Linked DNA regions of Homo sapiens: region 1 is linked to region 2. A link is an interaction called in ENCODE POLR2A ChIA-PET data of the cell type or tissue named here. Cell type or tissue: Panc1. All regions are shown on one strand. Each heading gives the region's core, and the rest is flanking DNA. Links, peaks and the distances in the headings are about the cores only.

The links. Peaks named below come from ENCODE experiments on the same cell type or tissue, not always from the same donor. Only the 100,000 strongest peaks of a DNase experiment are listed, where the experiment ranks them.
Region 1: POLR2A ChIA-PET joins it to region 2 with 9 read pairs; 2 of 35 experiments call an interaction of 5 or more read pairs at or near these places.

Annotation. Positions count from the first base shown.
Region 1 is chr5:91,297,884-91,303,269 of GRCh38, forward strand. LUCAT1 (lung cancer associated transcript 1) reads right to left here. Exons shown (of 5, transcript NR_103548.1): 5 at 5,103-5,278. Among named protein-coding and RNA genes, the nearest start is that of LUCAT1, 14 kb to the right of the region's middle. In Panc1, for the core only: no CTCF peak of the experiment used is centred there; no DNase peak of the experiment used is centred there; H3K27ac peaks cover 886 bases.
Region 2 is chr5:91,440,815-91,446,200 of GRCh38, forward strand. No RefSeq gene overlaps it. Among named protein-coding and RNA genes, the nearest start is that of ARRDC3, 60 kb to the left of the region's middle. In Panc1, for the core only: no CTCF peak of the experiment used is centred there; a DNase peak (open chromatin) is centred at 2,463.

The DNA.
Region 1 (5,386 bases), core at 105-5,104, 140 kb before region 2:
TGCCCATTTTTATGGTTATTTCTTGATGATATGCTAAACAAGGGGTGGATTATTCATGCCTCCCCTTTTTACACCACATAGGGTAACTTCCTGATGTTGCCATGGTATTCGTAAACTGTCATGGCTCTGGTGGGAGTGTAGCAGTGAGGATGAGCAGAGGTCACTCTCATCACCACCTTGATGTTGGTGGGATTTAGCTGGCTTCTTTACTGCAAGCTGTTTTATCAGCAAGGTCTTTATGACCTGTATCTTGAGCCAAACTCCTATCTCATGCTGTGACTTAGAATGCCTAACCATCTGGGAATGCAGCCCAGTAGGTTTAGCCTCATTTTACGCAGCTCCTATTCAAGATGGAGTTGCTTTGGTTCAAACTCCTCTGACAAGGCCATAGCTGTATACAAGAATAATTCATAATCTAGGTCCGGTGTTGTGGTTCATACCTGTAATTGCAGCACTTAGGGAGACCAAGGCAGGAGGATTGGGCATAGTTCTAGCTACTCTAGAGGCTGAGGCAGGAGGATCACTTGAGCCCAGGAGTTCCAGGCTGCAGTGAGCTATCAGCCCTGGGGACAGAGCAAGACCTGGTCCCAGAAAAAAAAAAAAAAGGATAATTCTTAATCTATATGGAAAAGTTGACTATGACTTGAAGTAAATAAACATATTTGTTGCACCCATTAATACAATGTAGTATGGTAAAGATGAGAAAAATCTCAGAATATTGAGAGAATGCATAGTGTTATGGGTCCTACAATAATAAAGATTGTCTTAAAGGCTTGCTTCTGGAACTGGCAATAAAACACTTAATTTGGCTTTTATTTCCATATAATCTATTTATATTACTTGTATTTAGTTGGCTAATTTACTTATTTAAATAGTTTTTTATTTTTATTTTATTTAATTAATTAATTAATTTTTTTGAGACGGATCTTGCTCTGTTGCCCAGGCTGGAGTGTAGTGGCACAATCTCGGCTCACTGCAAGCTCCGCCTCCCGGGTTCACGCCATTCTCCAGCCTCAGCCTCCCGAGTAGCTGGGACTACAGGCACCCACCACCACGCCCGGCTAATTTTTTGTATTTTTTAGTAGAGACAGTGTTTCACCGTGTTAGCCAGGATGGTCTTGATCTCCTGACTTTGTGATCTGCCTGCCTTGGCCTCCCAAAGTGCTGGGATTAGAGGCCTGAGCCACCACACCCGGCCAGTTTTTTAATTTTTAATTGCCAAATAATAATTGTACAGGTATATATTTATGGAGTAAAGTGTGCTGTTTCCATATATATATATATATATATATATATATATATATGCGCACACACATATATGAATGATCAAATCAGGTTAATTAGCATATACATCACCTCAAATATTTATCATTTTCTTTGTGGTAAAAATATTTAAAATCCTCTCTTTTAGCTATTTTGAAATATACAGTACATTTTTTTTCTTTTCTTCTTCTTTTTAAAAAGCAGAGACAGGGTCTTACTCTGTCACCCAGGCTGGAGTGCAGTGGTGCCATCTCAGCTCACTGTAACTTCCATCTCCCGAGTTCAAGTGATTCTCTTGACTCAGCCTCCCAAGTAGGGGGGACTACAGGCATGTGCCACCACGCCTGGCTAAGTTTGTATTTTTAGTAGAGACAGGGTTTCACCATGTTGCTCAGGCTGCTCTTGAACTCCTGACCTCAAGTGATCTGCCCTCCTTGGCCTCCCAAAGTACTGGCAATACAGGCGTGAACCACCACGCCCAGCCTATTTATTTATTTTTGGGAAAGAGTCTTGCTCTGTTGCCCAGGCTGGAGTGTAGTGCCACAATCTCGGCTCACTGCAACCTCCACCTTTCTGGTTCAAGTGATTCTCCTGCCTCAGCCTCCCGAGTAACTGGGATTATAGGCACATGCCACTATGCCCAGATAATTTTTGTATTTTTAGCAGAGACAGGGTTTTGCCATGTTGGCCAGGCTGGTCTTGAACTCCTGGCCTCAAGTGATCTACCCACCTTGGCCTCCCAAAGTGCTGGGATTCAGGAGTGAGCCACCACACATATTTTATTTAAACAATCTGCCTCAGAGCCAGTCATTTCCTCTATTTTATTGCTGCTATTCTTCTTCTTTTCTTTTCTTTTCTTTTTTTTTTTTTTTTGAGAAGGAGTCTCACTCTGTTGCCCAGGCTGGAATGCAGTGGCAAAATCTTGGCTCACTGCAACTTCGGCCTCCCAGGTTCAAGCAATTCTCCTGCCTCAGCCTCCTGAGTAGCTGGGACTACAGGCATGCGCCACCATACCCAGCTAATTTTTGTATTTTTAGTAGAGATGGGGTTTCACCATGTTGACCAGGCTGATCTTGAACTCCTGACCTCAGGCAATCCACCCACCTCGACCTCCCAAAATGCTGGGATTACAGGCATGAGCCACCACGCCTGGTCTTATTGCTGCTATTCTTAATGCCACGTCAGAACTTTATTTTCTTTTCTCCTTGACTATTATTACTTAACTATGTACACTGTACCAGAAATGCTCTCAACAGAGGGTGGAAAACATACAGAATCTTGGAGACAGTGAGTGGGCTAACTGGTAAGTACCAGCAGAGATTCTCATAGGTGCTCATCATAGGTGCTCAGACTGGTGAACATAAAAGAACAATAATCTTTTTTCTTATTCATAATTATATTGACCTTTTCATAACATGAGAGCATATACTTTATATCTGGGACTGTAAGAGATTAATAGCTTTATTTTTATATCTTTTCAATCTAATCCCCAGTTATTTTTTTTTTTTTTTGAGATGGGTTGTTGTTCTGTTACCCAGGTTGGAGTGCAGTGGTCCAATCTCAGCTCACTGCAACTTCTGCCTGCCCGGATCAAGCTATCCCCCCACCTCAGCCTCTTGAGCAGCTGAAACTACAGGTGCGTGCCACCACACCTATCTACTTTTTTTATTTTGGGAGAGATGGGGTGTATTAGTCCATTTTCGTACTGCTATAAAGAACTGCCAGATGGCCAGGCGTGGTGGCTCACACCTGTAATCCCAGCACTTTGGGAGGCCGAGGCGGGCGGACCACTTGAGGTCAGGAGTTTGAGACCAGCCTGGACAACATGATGAAACCCTGTCTCTACTAAAAATACAAAAATTAGCTGGGCGTGGTGGCACACACCTGTAGTCCCAGCTATTCGGGAGGCTAAGGCATGAGAATTGCTTGAACCCAGGAGGCGGAGGTTGCAGTGAGCTGAGATCATACCACTGCACTCCAGCCTGGGTGACAGAGCGAGACTTTGTCTCAAAAAAAAAAAAAAAAAAGAAAGAGCTGTCGAATGGATCACTTGAGGTCAGGAGTTTGAGACAAGCTTGGCCAACATAGTTAAAACCCCATCTCTACTAAAAATACACAAATTAGCTGGGTGTGGTGGTGCGCGCCTGTAGTCCTAGCTGCTCTAAAAAAAAAAAAAAGTTTGCAATCTTCATGAGCACACTGACTACAAGAATGTTGAACACTGTCAAGCAAAGAAAACTCGATTTCCCTTCATTTCTCCCAAGTTTGACTTTGAAGGAGAGAGAAAGTTTTCTTATTAGGCATTGTTTTTGCTCATGTGCTCAGATACAGCAAGCTAATAAATCTGTCAGAGAAAAATTTACATTTCTCAGGAGATTGAACATTCACACCAGCCAGCATTCCCATCAAGGAACATGAATACATAAATGTACATATACTTGAAACTCTACAGTTGTTGTTTCCAGTGTTTTAAGCTTCAGTTCATGGGCTTGTTGACATATGAGAGTCTTCCCTTTTGAAAGTCCAAACAGATTGAAAAACAAATTGTGAAATCACAGGATGACACTAAGGAATATTGCATCACTCTCCTCCCTGCCTCAACACCCCCACTTCCATTTTCTGCTCAAAAGATTTCCTAACATCTGAGAGCATCATCAGTGTAAGTTGGCATTTAAAAGGGCTGAAATGGTTTTTAAAGCTTCCAAAGCATTTAACCTTAAAAATCATATATGGAACAAATTTACCACTGAAAGTTAATCTCAGATATGTTTATGTCTTTTATTTATTTATTTTTTGACATAGGGTCTTGCTTTGTTGTCCAAGCTGGAGAGCAATGGCACGATCACGGCTCACTGCAACTTCGACCTTCTGGGCTCAAGAGATTCTCCCTCCTCAGCCTCAAAAGTAGCTGGGACCACAAGCACACACCACTACACTCAGCTAATTTTTTATTTTTTGTAGAGACACGGTCTTGCTATGTTGCGCAGGCTGGTCTCAAACTCATGGCCTCAAGCAATCCTTCCACCTTGGCCTCCCAAAGGGCTGGGATTACAGGGGTGAGCCACCATACCAAGCCTGTTTGCATCTTATTCCATTTGAAGCACAACTAAAAGGAATACTGTTTTGTCATCAAAACAATATTAAGATGGCATTTCTTTTACTTGTTGTTTTTACTGTTTTGATAAGTAGGAAACAAAGAAGTAAAGTTCGTTCTAGTAATTGAGTTGGTTCTAGTAATTTAAAACTAACAGTAAAAGAAAATCACAATGCTGTCAGTTCCAGCGGCCTTTACAGGAAGAGTGGTCGATCATAAATTCATTCTCATTGGTGGATGCATCGCCAACTAGAGGCAGGCCCAACAACAGCTTCTTCTGTTAGAGAGGCCCAAAGCTGGAACATTTCAGATAGATTAGCTGTGTTATAGTCAGTGGATGCAGCCCCAAATAGAATGCTGTTCACACTGAATTTTGACATATTACTCAACAAATAATTATTAGTGCCTGCTATATTAGCTATTATTGTTATTACTATTGTCAACTTTGGTCATTATTATATTTCCAATACAGAGATGAGTGCTCAACACATAGAAAACAATCAGTATGTATTTATTAAATGAATGAGTAGGTGACTTAATCAAGAGATAAGAATTACTACTTAAAGAAGAGTAATTTTGCCCATGTTTTACTGTGTAAAAACAGCACTTGATAACGAGCTATATTTATTTTCTTTCAGAACCCTTCTTTGCTAAAACTTTTTCTTCTGTCTCTACTGCTTAGAGTCAGTGAGCCCACACACTCAGGTTCAGGTTGATTTTCTTCCTATTTGTGGGTGTCACCTATGTATCTGCCTTTTCAGGCAGTGAAATCATTCCAAAAGTTCTTGTTGACTGCAAGAGCTTGAAGGCTCTTTATTTGTGAGGGGATGAGAATACTGGCATCCATTGTGTCTTATTTAGTGACTGAAATGTGTGACACTGAGCAAGGCCTTTATCCTCGGGTTGCCTCTGTTTATCCATCTGGAAAAGGAGAAGGACAATACTCACTTGTCTGGTATGGAAGTGATTGCCAAGGACTTTGTGATCCCCACAGAGAAGGTGACATTTTAGTTGCTACATATTACAAAT
Region 2 (5,386 bases), core at 150-5,149:
TAATAACATGTTATTGTAATATTAACATTTTAAATAAATATTAATACATTTGTTTTCTGCTTAATAGCTAAGATTTATTGGATATTTTAACATTTGCTCTATTCTGTTCTTACTAAGTGCCTTACATGAATAAACTTACTTTACCCTCACTAGAGTTCTAATAGGTGGATCCTCTAATTATTCCCTTCTTATATATGAGAATGCTATGGCACAGGAAGGGTTAAGGAACCCATCCAAGGTCACAAGCTGGTAAGTGGCAGTCAAGACCCAGGCAGCTTGATGCCAGATGCAAGATTTTAACCACTATCTATACCAGCTTATAAATCAGCTGAATTGGTTTTTGTTGCTTGCAATTGTGAGTGATAGGATTAAATGATAGTGTTGAATGAGAAGATCAGTAAGCAAAAAGTGATAGTGTTGAATGAGAAGATCAGTAAGCAAAAAGACTCAAAAAGTAAGCAAAAAAGGATTAGTAAGCAAAAAGACTCAAGGTCCACACTCACGGAGAGTATGATTGAGTTGAGGAGACAGATATTATTCAAATAATTTTATCAGTGAATATAATTACAAATGTAGGTAAGTGAAGGAAAGGATCATAATCTTTAGTGTTCATCAGAAAGGAACCTGACCTGGACTAGGGGTTATTGAAAGCTTTTCTGAGAAAGTGATACTTTGACAGTGATGTGAATGAATGAACTAGGTCAAGAGTGTTTGTAGACCTATGGCACATGCAACTGGAGTCTTCCGGGGGAATCCATGGGTGCCAGGACCCTGAGACAGGAGGCAAGATGCCCACTCTAATTGATGTGTGGATGATGAGGAGGGGCCCCACTGCTAGCTGAAGTAGATGAAGCTAGGGAGTTAAGCAGGTGACCAACTCATGCAGGGCCTTGAAAGGACACATCAAGTACTCATGAGGCTTTCCTCTCTCTGGCTCTACTCACCTACACAAGGCAAGAAAATAAAACAGAGGACAGTGTGCATAGTCCTTGGTTTTGTTTTCTCATGGGCCAGGACTCATAATGGGAAGGGAATAAGTGCAGGATCTTCTGTATAGATGATTCCTGGAAGGTATTCCTAGACTACATGCTATACCTCAAGAGGTTTCAGGGAATGTAACGGGATCCATGTGATATGCACCAGAGCACTATGGGGTGTGAAGTTGTTTAAGAATTTCCACACTTCGCATCTGTAAGCTGCAAGGAGTGCAATACCTTGTATTTGGTGTCCTTGAGTGATTGGTAAGTATCTCAATAAGCACAATAAAATTAGTAAATAGATACCATCTTTCCTCTCTGTAGGCTTCATAGACCAAGACATCAACGAACCATGGCAATTTAAAAGTGCAGCATAATTTTACAAGTAAGGGCACCAAACACAAAAGTGCAGGTTAATGTGACCAAGGTTGCACAAATAATTAATGGAAAGAATACAACTAATTCTTGTATTTTCTGACCCCCAAACGACTTGATGAATATTTTGACACACATATTTCTAAAACAGATTGACAAAATTTTTTGTTTAAATGACTTATTAACACCAGCCAGTGCATTGCTATTTGATAGAAAGAAACTTTAGACATCCAAGAAACACAAAATTGAATTTTTCCTAGATACTACACATGTATTTTCAGTAAACTAATTTAAAAATCAGTAACAGAGGCCTGTGATAAAATATTTTTAACTTTTTTTCATAATTTCACATTTGACTAATCTTTTATAACATCTAAGTGTATGGGCATTAAGTTAGTGCTGAGAGGAAAACTTTCACAACTCTATGAACTCAACAGGCTTTGAGAAAATAAGTTAATATTCTGAAGCACATTAATTAATACTTTTGACTACCCTGACCAGTTAAAGATCCTTGGAGACATATACCCCAATTTCAAATCCAATTAAAATGATATCCATTACTAAATTAACCCATGTACACTCAAATCTTGATATAAAATGACATAGTCTCAAGACACTGATTAATTAATCAAACATGCAAAAATATTTCAAGAAAATTATTAATCCACCTGTTTCGATGTTATATCTCAAAGGTCTTCAAGCTCCTCATATATTAGAAGTATTATATACTACATTCATTCTTCTTCACTTCATTTAAAAGATAACACTGAAAAATATTTCACCATATGCTCGTTTAAATGCAGTGATAAATATGTTCTTTTCAAAGCATATGGTGATATTATTAGGTGTCTCTGAATATAGCAAGGTTGAAATGAGACAATCTGAACTAAATGGAAATTATTTGCTGCTCTCATGTCCATACATCAGTATCATCTCTGGATTATTATTGTTTTAATAAAGAAAAACTAACCACTTGAAGATTAGAAACATCTGTTGTCACCTACCATAGCTATAGTGGGTAGAATTCCAGGACTACTTTTCCTTTGACTGTGTAAGCCTACTTGACTCATTTTCCCAGACTCTGGCACTGAGAACTTTTGCTATCAATTAATCACTGTTGACATTTGTGTAATGCTCCATAGCAAGGAGTCTACTTTCATATGTGGCTTAGCCACCTTGCTTCATGCCACGCCATGGGATTGTCTTCTACTAATGGTGAGGGGCCTTGAGATTCTTCTCCAATAAAAGAGTTTGTTTCCAACATTTCTTCCTGTTCTGATGTACTCAATCTTTGAGGAAAAGAAAAAACTTGTAGATTCTATGTGGAATGATGATAAAGACTGATTATTTGTTATGAGAAATATAAATCTAAAAATTAATGTATTGAAATCTGGGAAAAGAGAGGTTTGGTCATGATATTCTATACAATTTTTTCTTCATTTATTCAATGAATTAGAATGTATACACATTTAATAGTGTATTAAGGACTTCTCACATTTTAAATAAGTTCATGAGTATATTTGAATAATAAACCTTTCATTTTATAACATCAGTGCCTTATAGTTCATTGATAGCCATAGTCTGGATTTTACTTTATTTTTCTTTAAAGTGTCTGACTGGAATGGATAATATATATTTATCTTAGGCATATGTTGTTTTCAGCCAGCTTCATTGCTATCTGATATGGTAAGTTGCACTAATCTTAAGTCCTATTTTTATGTCAAAGTGAGTATTCTTGGTTTTGGTTAACAAGTACAACTGTCGGCAAACAAATGTGGATTGTACAGCAGTATATATAGAAGGTAGATACTATTAAGAGTGATGACTCATGATTATTCAATGGATTATTTGCCTTGCCTTTCTTGTCATGTTTTCTGCTGGCAAATATATTGAATAAATGAATGATTTTCTCTAGCTTTTTCCAGCACAGTTACCTTCTAATCAACTTGCTTTTGTTTTCACCTTTTTTTCTAGGGGAATAGTACTTCCTGCAGTGAAATGCTGTAATGATCCAAATCCTATCCCCTAGTGCAATGGTTTGCAAACTTTCCTGTGAATCATAATCACCTAGAAGCTTGTTAAGATACAGATTGCTAGCCCTCATCCCCAGAGTTTTGGATTGACTAGGTCAGGAATGGGGCTGGATAATTTGCATGTCAAATGAGTTGTCAGGTGATGATGATGTTACTGGCCTGGAAACCACATCTTTTTTTTTTTTTTTTTTTTTTTTTGAGATGGAATCTTGCTCTGTCACCCAGGCTGGAGTGCAGTGGTGGGATCTCAGCTCACTGCAAGCTCTGCCTCCCAGGCTCAAGCCATTCTCCTGCCTCAGCCTTCCGAGTAGCTGAGAATACAGGTGCCTGCCACCATGCCCGGCTAATTTTTTGTGTTTTTAGTAGAGACAGGGTTTCACCATGTTAGCCAGGATGGTCTCAATCTCCTGACCTCGTGATCCACCCTCCTCAGCCTCCCAAAGTGCTGGGATTACAGGTGTGAGCCACCACGCCTGGCCTTTTTTTTTTTTTTTAATTTAAAAAAAGGACAGGGACTCACTCTGTTGCCCAGGCTGGAGTGCAGTGGGTAATAACAGCTTACTGCAGCCTCAACCTCCCAGGCTCAGGTGATCCTCCCATCTCAGCCTCCTGAGTAAGTGGGACTACAGGTACATACAGGCATGCACCATCACACCTGGCTAATATTTTTTTGGATTTTTTGTAGGCATGAGGTTTCACCATGTTGCCCATGCTGGTCTTGAACTCCTGGGCTTAAGTGACTTGCTCACCTAGGCCTCCTAAATTCCTAGGATTACAGGCATAAGCCACTGCACCCAGCCTGGAAACCACATTTTATTATAAGCATGTGAAAGGAAAATAAATCTTGAGACCCCAAAATCACTAAGCCAAAGGAAAAAGTCAAGCTGGGAACTGCTTAGGGCAAACCAGCCTGCCAGTCTATTCCTACAAAAGATAAAAAAGGTACATACTGCCCTCACAATTTGTACACGAGGAATTTCCTTGCAGAATTGCTTTGTTTGGAAGGGCTAATCAGAAACTCAAAAGACTGCAACTCTTTGTCTCTCATCTACCTATGACATGGAAGCCCCTCCCCACTTTGAGTTGTCCCACCTTTCCGGACTGAACCAATATACATCTTACATATATTGATTGATGTCTCATGCCTCCCTAAATTGCATAAAACCAGGCTGTGCCCCGACCACCTTGGGCACATGTTGTCGGGATCTCTTCAGGCTGTATCATGGGCGCATTCTTACCCTTGGCAAAATAAACTTCCTAAATTGACTGAGACCTGTCTCAGATATTCGGGGCTCACAAGAACCACTCTTTTAGTGTAACTCTGAGTGCCTGTCCTGTGGACAATAATCAATTATCTCTGTGTCCCAGGGGAGACAGTGAATCGGTCTCCTGCTTATTGAGAAAGATCCCCCATAGCTCCCAGTGCTCAAAGTTCATTCTTTCCTTCCCTGCCGCCCCCCCCCCCCCCCCCGCCCTGCAGGGCTTGGCCACTTAACCACTGCAATTAAAAGTCCTCTTTATTCTCCTCATTAGGCCTGGTTGTTATCAAGAGTAACTTACTTTTTCTTTACTGTGCCCAAAGCACCCAGGCCCTTTTCTGTTTATGGGGTTTCAACTAATCATTTTAGAAAAAGGAGAAGATACACAAGATAGATACGTTTAAGAAAATTCCAAGGTTTGCAAATTCTTCCAGCAGAGATCTCTGGTTCATACTTCTGAACTCCCTTTCAGATGGTAACCGGAAGTCTCAATGGGTTTTGCTCTTGGCTTTTGACCTCGTTTTAAAGGGGTATTTCTTATTCATAGTAAGGCCATAGGAAGAAGAGTGACCCAAGGAAGGTGAGTTTCTTGGGATAATTTTCTGAGGTGTCTCTTGATAATATCATTAGTTTTCTCTACCTTTCCTAAGGATTGGGGTCTCCAAGCACAGTGGAGATGGTATTCTATGCCTACTCCTTTTGAGACCCCTTGTGTGACAGCTGCCTTAAACAAGGGTCCATT